4 separate regions of the Homo sapiens genome follow, and regions 2, 3 and 4 are each linked to region 1. Evidence: chromatin contacts called from ENCODE Hi-C or POLR2A ChIA-PET data. All regions are on one chromosome and are shown on one strand. Each heading gives the region's core, a stretch centred on a gene start or an enhancer-like site at or near the end of the contact. The rest is flanking DNA. Distances are from core to core; before and after follow the strand shown. Region 1 has its middle 19 kb from the start of NSD1. Region 2 holds the start of FAM193B (family with sequence similarity 193 member B). Region 3 holds the start of PDLIM7 (PDZ and LIM domain 7). Region 4 holds the start of GRK6 (G protein-coupled receptor kinase 6).

Evidence for each region. A loop is a pair of places that touch in the nucleus more often than their neighbours do. ChIA-PET counts read pairs that join two places held with the same protein, here RNA polymerase II (POLR2A). Pooled maps may share reads with other maps.
Region 2: a pooled map shows a loop between it and region 1 (4-fold over the local background). The contact joins the promoter of FAM193B here to the enhancer-like site in region 1. A Hi-C loop is called at or near these places in 2 of 50 pooled maps. POLR2A ChIA-PET finds 5 or more read pairs at or near these places in 3 of 52 experiments (K562, activated CD4-positive, alpha-beta T cell and activated CD8-positive, alpha-beta memory T cell).
Region 3: a loop to region 1 is called in a map of IMR-90, with 21 times the contacts of the local background. The contact joins the promoter of PDLIM7 here to the enhancer-like site in region 1. A Hi-C loop is called at or near these places in 17 of 168 maps with a recorded cell type or tissue (A673, CD4-positive, alpha-beta T cell, CD4-positive, alpha-beta memory T cell and 13 more), 15 of 37 single-sample maps with no recorded cell type and 22 of 50 pooled maps. POLR2A ChIA-PET finds 5 or more read pairs at or near these places in 3 of 52 experiments (HEK293, OCI-LY7 and PC-9).
Region 4: a pooled map shows a loop between it and region 1 (12-fold over the local background). The contact joins the promoter of GRK6 here to the enhancer-like site in region 1. A Hi-C loop is called at or near these places in 1 of 37 single-sample maps with no recorded cell type and 8 of 50 pooled maps. POLR2A ChIA-PET finds 5 or more read pairs at or near these places in 9 of 52 experiments (A549, OCI-LY7, WTC11 and 4 more).

What each region holds. Positions count from the first base shown.
Region 1 is chr5:177,113,318-177,115,981 of GRCh38, reverse strand. No RefSeq gene overlaps it. Among named protein-coding and RNA genes, the nearest start is that of NSD1, 19 kb to the left of the region's middle. Within about 2 kb of position 1,366, at least 10 of the 41 ENCODE cell types and tissues checked have a DNase peak (open chromatin) inside an H3K27ac peak, as active enhancers do; they include OCI-LY7, where a contact is called at or near this core.
Region 2 is chr5:177,553,313-177,555,976 of GRCh38, reverse strand. It overlaps FAM193B (family with sequence similarity 193 member B), which reads left to right and starts at 1,414. Exons shown (of 9, transcript NM_001190946.3): 1 at 1,414-1,728. The coding sequence starts at 1,519. FAM193B-DT (FAM193B divergent transcript) reads right to left here and starts at 1,349. Exons shown (of 3, transcript XR_941274.3): 1 at 1,048-1,349. RefSeq lists enhancers at 1,156-1,305, 1,326-1,485, 1,212-1,715 and silencers at 1,596-1,805, 2,136-2,245.
Region 3 is chr5:177,496,306-177,498,969 of GRCh38, reverse strand. PDLIM7 (PDZ and LIM domain 7) reads left to right here and starts at 1,366. Exons shown (of 13, transcript NM_005451.5): 1 at 1,366-1,442; 2 at 2,447-2,553. The coding sequence starts at 2,458. RefSeq lists enhancers at 1-492, 711-760, 1,973-2,664 and silencers at 971-1,680, 2,091-2,170.
Region 4 is chr5:177,425,325-177,427,988 of GRCh38, reverse strand. GRK6 (G protein-coupled receptor kinase 6) reads right to left here and starts at 1,313. Exons shown (of 16, transcript NM_001004106.3): 1 at 1,092-1,313. The coding sequence starts at 1,143. RefSeq lists a silencer at 740-1,389 and enhancers at 1,100-1,639, 2,060-2,229.

The DNA of each region.
Region 1 (2,664 bases), core at 117-2,616:
ACTGCAACCTGCGCCTCCCGGTTTCAAGCGATTCTCCTGCCTCAGCATCCCGAGTAGCTGGGATTACAGGCGCACGCCACCATGCCCGGCTAATTTTTGTATTTTTTAAGTAGAGACGGGGGTTTCACCATGTTGGCCAGGCTGGTCTCGGACTCCTGACCTTGTGATCCGCCTACCTCGGCCTCCCAAAGTGTTGGGATTACAGGCGTGAGCCACCGTGCCTGGCCTTTTTTTTTTTTTTTTTTTTAAGACAAATTCTCGATCTATCGCCCAGGCTGGAGGGCAGTGACCTGATCTCGGCTCACTGCAACCTCCACCTCCCGGGTTCAAGCAATTCTCCTGCCTCAGCGCCCCTAGTAGCTGGAATTACAGATGTGCGCCACCACACCCCACTAATTTTTGTATTTTTAGTAGAGATGGGGTTTCACCATGTTGGCCAGGCTGGTCTCGAACTCTTGACCTCAAGTGATCCGCCCGCTTTGGCCTCCCAAAGTGTTGGGGTTACAGGTATGAGCCACCACGTCCGGCCAACATTAGGTGTTTTTTGTTTTGTTTTGCTTTTTTAAGAAAGTCACTCCATCGCCCAGGCTGGAGTGCAGTGGCGCCATCTTGGCTCACTGCAACCTCCGCCTCCCAGGTTCAAGCGATTCTCCTGTCTCAGCCTCCCTAGTAGCTAGCTGGGATTACAGGTGTGTGCCACCATGCCTGGATAATCTTTTTGTATTTTTAGTAGAGATGGGGTTTCGCCATGTTTGCCAGTCTGGTCTCAAACTCCAGATTTCATGTGATCCGCCCGCCTCAGCCTCTCAAAGTGCTGGGATTGCAGGTGTGAGCCACCTCGCCCAGCACACAAGTTACCATTAATAAATATTTCTTTATTGCTGCATGCAAGAGCTTGTAGTGCTGTCTATTGTGACAAGCACACAGTGTGTACTTCATTACTCTGTACTGAATGCATGCAGAAAGGATGTCCGGCATAGTACACGGCACAGAGGAAGTCCTCCATCAAAGTTAGCTCTCTTCCTCTTTAGAAGCTAGGAGGGCCGGGGAATTCAGTCTTGGGAGCCTTGGCTGGGATGGGGGAGGGAAACTGTGGGAACACCGAGGCGTCGTCCCTCAGACAAGCTCTTCCCCAGCGATAGGAACTATCCCAGCGCCTCACCCACAGTGCAAAAGCTACATAAGTGACCTAAACTTCAGAAGTAGAAAGCAAAAGTGAAAGTCTTTGCCCTTGTCCACTCCCAGGGCAGACCTCTGATCTGTCAGCTCAGCAAAGGCAGCACTGCCCAGTGATGGGGGCGGGAGGCTGAACCAGGACTGATGGCCTAGGACAGGCAGCTGCTGCAGCTGTCCTGGGAGACGCACAGACCAGGGTTCAAAACTTGGTTGGAGGCCGCACGTGGTGGCTCACACCTGTAATCCCAGCACTTTGGGAGGCCGAGGCCAGCGGATCTTTTGAGGCCAGGAGTTCAAGACCAGCCTGGCCAAGATGGCAAAACCCCGTCTCTACTAAAAATACAAAAGTTAGCTGGGCATGGTGGTGCGTGCCTGTAATCTCAGCTACTACTCACTAAGCTGAGGCAGGAGAATTGCATGAACCCCAGAGGCAGAGGTTGCAGTGATCTGAGATTGCACCACTGTGCTCCAGCCTGGGTGACAGAGCAAGACTCTTATCTCACACACAAAAACAAAAACAAAATAACAAAACCTGGTTGGGTGATCTTCGGGGTATGAATTGACTTCTGTGAGTCATCATTTTCACCTATAGGCAGGGGATATGAATGGACTAAAGGAGACTCCTTAGATCTCTCCCTAAATCTCCCTCCATCTCTTAGAGGCATCTAGAAAACATTGGTGTTTGGCTTTTGCTTTGGCTGAAAGGGAGGGAGAAGCAGAGGGCTCATGGTGCACTGTCGCCACCGTGTGACTAGCTGGGGAATTGCATGGGGAAGGTTCTCAGGCCCAGGAAAACGTTATCTGGACTGTGGAGTTTGTTGTTGTTGTTTTTTGAGACAAGGTCTATCTCTGTTGCACAGGCTGGAGTGCAGTGGCGCGATCTCGGCTCCACTGCAACCTCCGCCTCCCGGGTTCAAGCGATTCTCGTGCCTCAGCCTCCCGAGTAGCTGGGACCACAGGCGCCTGGCTATGGAGTGCAATGAAGACTGAGATGGGCCCCTGCTGCCAGCATCCTCTTCCACTGCCTACAGTGCTGTCATCTCTGGGGGAGTGAGCAGCCTACCCCTGGGCTTAGGGTACTGGTGGTGCCTTCTCTGGCTCTAGAACTTTTGTTGACTTCTCAGTGTGGCATTCAAGGCTCCTCACAGCTGGCGCCCTGAACACCTGCTCTGTACTTGGAACTCAGAGTGACTTAGCCCAGACCTTCCCCAAGCCATTCTCCCTACTTTATCCTCCCTTCTTGGTCCTCCTGGAGCTCCTTTTGTTTTCTCCCTGACTGAAATGAAGCGCATTTCCCCGGTGAGCATGTTCAGTTCCCGAGATAGTATTCATGGAAAAAGCAACCATTGATGAGTGCCTGCTGTGTGCCCGGTGCTGTGCTGGAGCCTTGTGGGGATTCATTCTACCTACTCTTCACAAACCTCACTGGGCCAATTACTACGATTGTCCCCGTTTTGCAGAAGAGTACAATGAGGCAGGGAAAGGTAA
Region 2 (2,664 bases), core at 165-2,664, 440 kb before region 1:
GGGAGATAGAGTGAGACTCTGTCATTAAAAAAAAAAAAAAAAAAAATCCCTGTAAACTAAGTGGCTGGGTCCAGAGTGTGACATACCCTGAAGCAAGACAGTGAGGGTTTACCGCTGCCCCTGCCAGATCAATGCAAGGGATTCCTGGTGTTTGGTACAGAAGAATAACCATTGACCAGACCTCTTGTTGCCTATTAGAGACCAACAACTGTGCTGATCTGTCCCAAGAAGGACCGCATCTGGAAGAATGCCTGCAGTTGGGGTTCTTACCAGAATAAGTAAGTTTATCATAATGCTCTGTTGTTCTTCAAGGCCGTCTCTCTTCTGTTCTGGGCAAACTGAAGAGGTAATGGTGATGTGATGGGACTCACCCTGCGTCTTTCAAATCTTTGATAGTGGCATTAATCCCTGGGTGAGATAAGGTACTATTTTTGATTTATTTTCTTGGTAGTTAAGGAGAGCTCCAGGGCCTTCCATGTAGCTCTTCCTTTCAAAATAGCCCTTGCCCCATGGGTTAGGAAGCCAGTGTCAGGATTCCGCCCCTGTTGATACCAATAGCAACTCTGCATATAACCACAATTTCAGAGTACATAGCCCAGGCATGAGACAGACTTCACTCAAAACTTTTTTTTTTTAATCTGTGCCATGTACATGTATTATACAGTATATTCACAAAAAGAGGGGGGAAATTCCATTTTTAACAATTAAATACATAATTATTAAGTTTTAAAAATTCTCCTTTGTGTACCACTCCAAAATCCTCTCCTGCACATACTATTTTTTTGGAAACACCTAGTCGTCTCATCGTTATCACACCGGTTGTAACTATGTACCTACGTGTCTACCTTCCCCATCAGACTCGGGAACAAGGAGTCGGGTTTGAGTCCCACTGTCCCAAGCACAGAACGCTGGACTCCCAGTAGACCATATGTTGCAAATAAAGACCTTCGTCCCTTTCAACTCAGGCCGTCCACGAGCCCAGGAGTTCCAACAAAATGATGTACAGCAACCTTTTCCAGGCCTTTATGTTGCCTCAATATTTCTCACCTGCAAAATGGGAATGATCCGTACCTGCCTCGCTGTGCTGTCGGAAGGAGTCAGACGATGGGTGTGAAAGTATTGTAACACTATAGAAATTAATTCACTCATCCATTTAACAGGCAATTATTAAGTGCTAGGGTGGTGCAGCGCGATTACCACCGCATTACACGCGTTCCTCCAGCAGGTTGCATCCTTCCCGTCCCGCGTAGGGGGGGAAGGGCGTCTCCCCACCAAGTTTTTCTCCCAGCGAACTCCGGGTGGTGACCTTATTCAAAATGGCGCAGGCGGCCTCGGGGGCTAGTGCGGCGGCGCGGACTCCGCGTGCCCTCTGACCTGTTGGCAGCAGGCGGAGGGGGGGAACCGGGCGCCGCCATATTGGCTGTTGTCCTGTGAGGGGAGCGGTAGCGGCGGCGGCGGCGGCGGCGGCGGCGGCGGCGGCGGCGGCGTGTGGAGCGAGGGAGCGGCGCGAGCGGCGGCATGACGCGGAGGCGGAGCAGGCCGAGCGGCGGTGCGGGCAGGCGCGAGCGGGCTCGGGCCGCGGGGCCGCAGAAGCCCCAGGCGCCCGAGCCCCCGCCGCCGCCAAGCCTGGAGGCGGGAGCGGGTGCAGGCCCTCCGGAGGCGCCGGCGGAGCCCGACCACGACGGCCCCAGGGAGGATGACGAACCCAACCTGGTGCCCGGCCCGCAGGTAGGAGCGAGCGGGGAGACTTCGGCGGCTCGGGCGCTTTCACCTTCCCCGAGCGGGAGCGGGAGTGGGGCGGGGTTGGGGATGGGCCATCCTGCCGCGGCTGGGGTAGCAGCCTTCCCCCGGGTCCGGCGCCGAAGCTTTCTCCCCCGGGGCGGGAATGGAGGCTGGACCCCTCTCCCCAAAGCCGAGGCTCGGTCCGCGCTCCTGCGACTAGGCTGAAGCTGCTCCCCTCTCCCCGCCGCCTCCGGGCGTTCCGGCCGTACACCCACACTGGGACTGGGACTGGGACTGGGCTGTGATCCCGAGGCCGCAGCTCCGCTCTCGGCCCGCCACCTCCCCCGGGCCCACCTGCTCCCTCAGCCACAGGCCATCTCGGGGCTCTGGGACTGGACGACTGCAGCCTCTTCCCTCTGCCCCCGGGAACGGCTCCACTCCGTCCCCTGCAGCGCCTGCAGCCGCGGCCCCCTCAGCAGCTGTGTCTCCTGGCGCCTCCTCGCCATACCCAGCAGAGCAGTTGGAGCAGACAGCCAGGCTGCCCGGAGGAGTTTTTGGTGGGGTTTCTGCACTGAGGTGGAAACCCAGCAGAACCTGCCCTTCTTCCCTCCCCTGCTCCGCAAGGCAGCCCACCCCGACCTTGAGATCCCAGGTTTGGAGAATCCTGCTGAGAGCGAACAGTAGGAGGATTCCCCAAAGCTTCCAGCTTGCCACCTGGAAGAAGGTCACTTTCTTTTGAGCAAAGGAGATAACGGGAGGTACCCTGCCAAAGTTCACTGAGAGGCGGGGGTGACATGGGCCACGGTTGCTCTGGGAGGGTTGTGGCACTCGGGGCTGGGTGGCTCTCCCTAAGCTTGCTCTGACAAAAGAGTTTTGAGTTGGTCTTTTGGCTGAGCCTGCCCAGGAAGGCAGGCTCCTGCAGGAGTCTTGGAGGGTCGGATG
Region 3 (2,664 bases), core at 117-2,616, 380 kb before region 1:
AGTTCCTGGGGAGAGGTCAGGCTGGCCATGAAACATGGGATGCCTTTGCATATAGGTGGTGTTGAAAGCCACAGGACAGTACGGGGTCTCAGGGGGTGAGCATAAAGAGAGGCGACATCAGATGGCCAAGGCCAGAGGCAGAGGAGGATGGGAAGGAGGGGCCAGTGGGGCAGGGGGAAGCTGTGAAGCCAGGGAAAAAGGGTGTTTCGCGGAAAAGGATCAACCTGGACCAGTGCTGCCCCTAGGCAGGGCAGGATGAAACTTAACCACCACGGATTCCATGGCCCCATGGCCTCCAGGCCACAGGGGACCTTGAGAAGAGAGATCTCAGGGGACGGGTGCGGACAAGAGCCCGCCTGGCATGGCTTCAAGAGATAACTGAAGGAAAGCAAGTGGAGACGCGATAAACAGACAACTCCCTGGAGGAATTTTACTCTCGAGAGGAGAATTAAAGGGTAGTAGCTGGAGAGGGATGTGGGGTCAAGAGAAGGTCTTTAACGACGAGAACTCTCACGGCGGTTTGTGCAGAACAGGGTGGGTGTGATGACTGTGGATGGAGAGGGGAGAACTGCAGCGACTCTGTCCTAGGAGGAGGTGATGGGCCGGGACCACCAAGCGAGTGGAGGGTGGACGCCCCTTCCCTCACCCCGACACCCGCATGTGCTCAGTGTCCGTGCCGCCGGCCCTAGTGCCTGGGCTGAACGCGGGGCCGGGACTCTGAGGACGCCTCCCAGGCGGCGCAGTCCGCTCTGGCCAAGGTGGAGCGGGACGCGGCGCTTCCGACGGTGCGCGGGTCGGCTCGGGGTTGCAGGGACATCCGGCGTCCGCTCCTGCCCTGTTTTCCTGCCTTCGGCAGAGCGTTGCGCAACTCTAGCTTTAAACGCCCCTGTCCCCCTCAACTTGTCTCCCCCAGCCCCTCTGATTTACAGATTCTGCAGTCCCCGAGGGTTGCGCCTACGATACCGACACTCGCGGCAGCCCTGCGAGGCGAGTATGATCGTCCCATTTTTCGGAGTAGCAAACTAAGGTTCAGAGACTACTATGTCCCAGGTCGGTCTGGTTTGAAGGTCCGCTTTCCTCTCCCTCCGCCAGCGGGCGGTGCGAGGGACTGGGCGAGGCAGCGCTTCCCTAAGGAGGCGACCCGCAGCCCCGGCCCCCTCCCGACTCCGCCCCGTTGCAGGGCCCGGGTCGGCGAGGCCTCTCAGCTCTAAGCCCGACGGGACTTGGTGATTGGGCAGGACGGAAGAGCTGGGTGGGGCTTTCCACCAGCGGAGAAAGTCTAGTGGGCGTGGTCGCGACGAGGGCGTGGCCTGGTGCCCCGCCCCCGTCCGCGCGCTCAAAGTGGAGGGTGGCTGTGGGGGCGGGGTCAGAACACTGGCGGCCGATCCCAACGAGGCTCCCTGGAGCCCGACGCAGAGCAGCGCCCTGGCCGGGCCAAGCAGGTATCGACGACCGCGCGGGGCGTCTTGGGCTGCACCAGGCGGGCGCCCGGGGCCTGCTGAGGACCACAAAGGGCACTGGGGGTCGTGGTCCAGGCTGTGCTTCCTCCCGCTGGCCCTGGCCCCTGCCTCCGCCCCCGCCCCCGCCTTCCTGCCGCTAAGCCGGCTGCGGCGGGGCCGATTGGCGCCTGCGCCGCTTCCTGCGGCCGGGGCCAGTCTAATGCATGGGGCCCGGGCGGGGGACTAAGGGGAAACTGAGTCACGTCGGTGTGGGAGCAGTTCTGTGTGGGAGGCACCACCCCCCACTGGGCTCGGGGAAGGATCCCCCTCCAAGCTATGCTTGAGGGTCCCAGCCCCCATCTGTCTCCACAGGGGCCGCACCCCACTCCCGCCTTCCCCTTCTTCAGCACCCAGGGGTCCCGCCCTGGCTCCCAGCAGCCTCGACTGGTCCCGGAATGGCTAGGAGGATCCGCTGCAGCCGCCTCCCTCCCCTCCCCTCCCCTCCCCTCCCCTCCCCCCCCCCTCGCGTCCCAAGCCCCCGTGTGCTCCCTCCGCTGGCTCTCCGCACAGTGTCAGCTTACACGCCTTATATAGTCCGAGCAGGCTCCAGCCGCGGCCTGCCTGCCGGGACCTGGGGGCGGGGGAGAGGAGAGCCGGCCCCTGACTCACCCGGCCGCCCGAGGCTCCAGGCTGGCTTGGGGGGAGGCCGCGCCAGTTTAGTCCCTCGGCCCACCCCTGGTTGCAAAGAACCTCAAGCCTGGATTCAGGCACCCCTCACCGTTCCAGTCCCAAGGGGAGGGGGGCTGCTCCTGTCTTTCCAAAGTGAGGTCCGCCAGCCAGCAGCCCAGGCCAGCCTGACAAAATACCTGCCTCCTATGGCTTGGGCGTGCTCAGGGGCTGCCCGTGCCTGCCTGGCCCCTGTCCAAGGCTGGTATCCTGAGCTGGCCCGGCCTGCCTGCCTGCCCGCCCACCATGCTGGCCACTCACCTTCTCTTCTCTCCTCTCAGGAGCCGGCATCATGGATTCCTTCAAAGTAGTGCTGGAGGGGCCAGCACCTTGGGGCTTCCGGCTGCAAGGGGGCAAGGACTTCAATGTGCCCCTCTCCATTTCCCGGGTGAGCCTAGGTTTGGGGAGGGGGCTCCCCCAGCGGTCTTTCGGTGCTTAGGTCTCCAGAGGGTGATGGGGGGAGTCCTAACAGGAGCTGGTCAGGGGCCAGCAGGCCAGG
Region 4 (2,664 bases), core at 64-2,563, 310 kb before region 1:
AGACTGTGCCGGTCATCCTGTGTCTTAGGCCCGAGTCAATCACAATCTTGCTGTGTGACTGATGCTAATCCCTGGTTTGAGCCTCAGCTTCCCACATGTAAAATATGGTAGAAAGGTGAAGCAGATGACTTTTTAAGCCTGGAAGCCCAGCAAAGGGTGGAAAAACTGTCACAATCTCCCTCCTTGCCCTGGAGTTCCAAAAAGATGGGTCTTGTTTACTGCTGCTTCCCCAGCACCCTGGAAAAGGTGGGGCAGAGTGGGTGGTCAGTGATCATGTTACTGAGGTGGAGTGTGGCAGGTGGGGGCAGACTGACCACAAGGCAGTGAGGACCCGATCTGGTCCTTCTGTGTCTCCCAGGACCTGCACAGAGCAAGTGCCTGATAACATCTGGGGTGGGAGCCACGAGGAGCTACACACACACTCGGTCCACCAGACTGGTTTCCCCAGCCAGACCTCTGAGCTTACAATACTGACAGAGCAGCATGCTCTGCTCCCACTTCTTTCTGTGTCCGCTAGCCCCACTAGACCATGGGCTCCCTGAGGGCAAATATCCATTCACCTCTGCCCTCAGTGTCCTGAGGCACGGAGCAAGTGGCAGTCCTATAAGTAGCATTTGTGGCCAGGAGTTTCCCCAAGTCAGGTGGGCTGTGCTACGCAGAGGGTCCGTTTATTCATTCTCCAGCTTTACCTATCGCCAACTTTGCGCGGGATTAGGCTAGGGTGCTGGGGTCTGGGCCCCTGGCACGTGGGGCATCTTTACACCTCTCCCCTGGAGGAGGCTTGCCTCTCAGACAGGCTCTCCTGGGGCTCCGGTCCCACCCTTCCCTCTTCGTCTCACCTTCTTTCACTCCTTCACCCCCACCCGCCGCGAGGGCGGCGGCCTGACCCCCGCCCCTTCCTGGGCCCCGAATCCCGGGGGCAGGTGCGGAGGAGGAAGACGACGGGCCGGAAAGGCTCGTGTCTGGGCGGGGTGTAAGGCGCAGGGCCCGCGGGCCTAGGGGATCCGACGGCTGGGTAGCCCTGCGGAGCTCAGACGCAGCGCACTCGCGCTCCACGCACCCGGGCCCGGCCGCCCACCCGGCCGCCTCACCTTCCCGGGCCTTGAGTAGCACCGTGTTCGCTACGATGTTCTCGAGCTCCATGGGCTGTGGCGCCGCCTGGCCCGCCGGGCCGCGCCGCCGGCCGGGATCGCGCGCGAGTGCCGAGGCCGGATGGCGATCGGCGCGGCTCGGCGCGGCTCGGCTCGGCTCGCAGTGACCGCGCCGCGGCCTCCCCGGCCTCCCCGGCCGCCGCAGCCAGCCGCGCACTCTCCGCCCCCTCCCGGGGGCCACCCCGGCGCTGGCCCGCCCTGCCCCGCCCTCTGTTTACCTCATTTGACCAATCACCGGGCAGAAGCTCCCCGCGCCGTCTTCCCATTAGTCTTCCTCTTCATTTTTTCCCCCGCCCCCCCAGCTGGGGACTCGCTCAAAGAAGTACGGGGGCGGGACCAATCACGTCACCTCTTCCTGGTTGGTCTGAGGGCGGGGTTCAGCCCCTAGGTTCGAATTTCTAGGCTTTCGTAGGATACCAAACTGCCAATTAGGGCCGAGCCCTCAGCCGGGACAATGGAGGTGGGTACTCTGGGGCACGCCCAGGAGGCCGAATATGTGATTGGGTGAAGAAGACGTCCGTCATCTCAAGTACTGCATTTTGATTGGGTCGTCGCCTGAAGGTGTGGCCCGGCGGCCTTTGGCTCGCAGACGGCTTTTCTAGGGTTTTGTCGGGGACGCGCTCCGTATCCTGGGCCTCCTGCGGGCTGGCAGCGAGTTTGTTTGGTCCACTTGTGTGGCCGTATTCCCTTGGGTCGGCCCCAATCAGGAGGGCGCACATCGAAAGAGGGAGAGACAGGGAGGAGGCTGCGGCCTCGCAGCCGTTCCCCGACCTCTTGCCCGGTCGCCGCAGGCGCCCCGCCCAGCCCCCGCAGCCGGATGTTGTGATTTCTCTCCACCCACTCGGCCTCGCCTTCCCTCGGCCTCTGCCGCCTTATAAGGCAGCGCTACCACCCCTAGACCTCGGGATGAGTTCACACCCATTATACAGGTGGGGAGCTGAGGCGCCGGACGTCAAGTGGCTGGCTCCAGCCCGAAGACTACGGAGAAAACAAGGCTGAAATCTTACAGCTAATCAACACCTTGTAGCTTAACACCCCGCTTCCTCCACCCCCTACTTCACGCAGCAGGAAACAGGCTTGCCCAAACTCCGCGAGTAAGGCAGAGCCGGATCCATCTAGGCTTCTCTAGTTCCTATGCATTCATTCATCCGAAAATACAGAGCAACACCTCTGTGCCAGGCACCAAGCCAGGTGCTGGAGAACACAGTGATGGCAGCAAGATAGCCAGGCTCCCTGCTTACTTGCTAGAAGTGGAGGGAGCAAGTGAGGGCAGGGTGAGATAAAGGTAATTATTCTGTAAATAAACAAATAGATGGTTTCAGAGAGTGACAACTGCTCTTCGGACGTTAAGAGAGTGTGTGACACTCTCAGGGTGTGACATTTGAGCGGATCCAGTAGAAGCAACAGCAAACGCAGAGGCTCTAAGCCAGACTAAGTGGTGTGTTCAGGGAATAGGAGAAGGCGTCCGCAGCTTCTGGGCCCAGTGGTCTGAGATGAGACAGAAGGAGCAAAG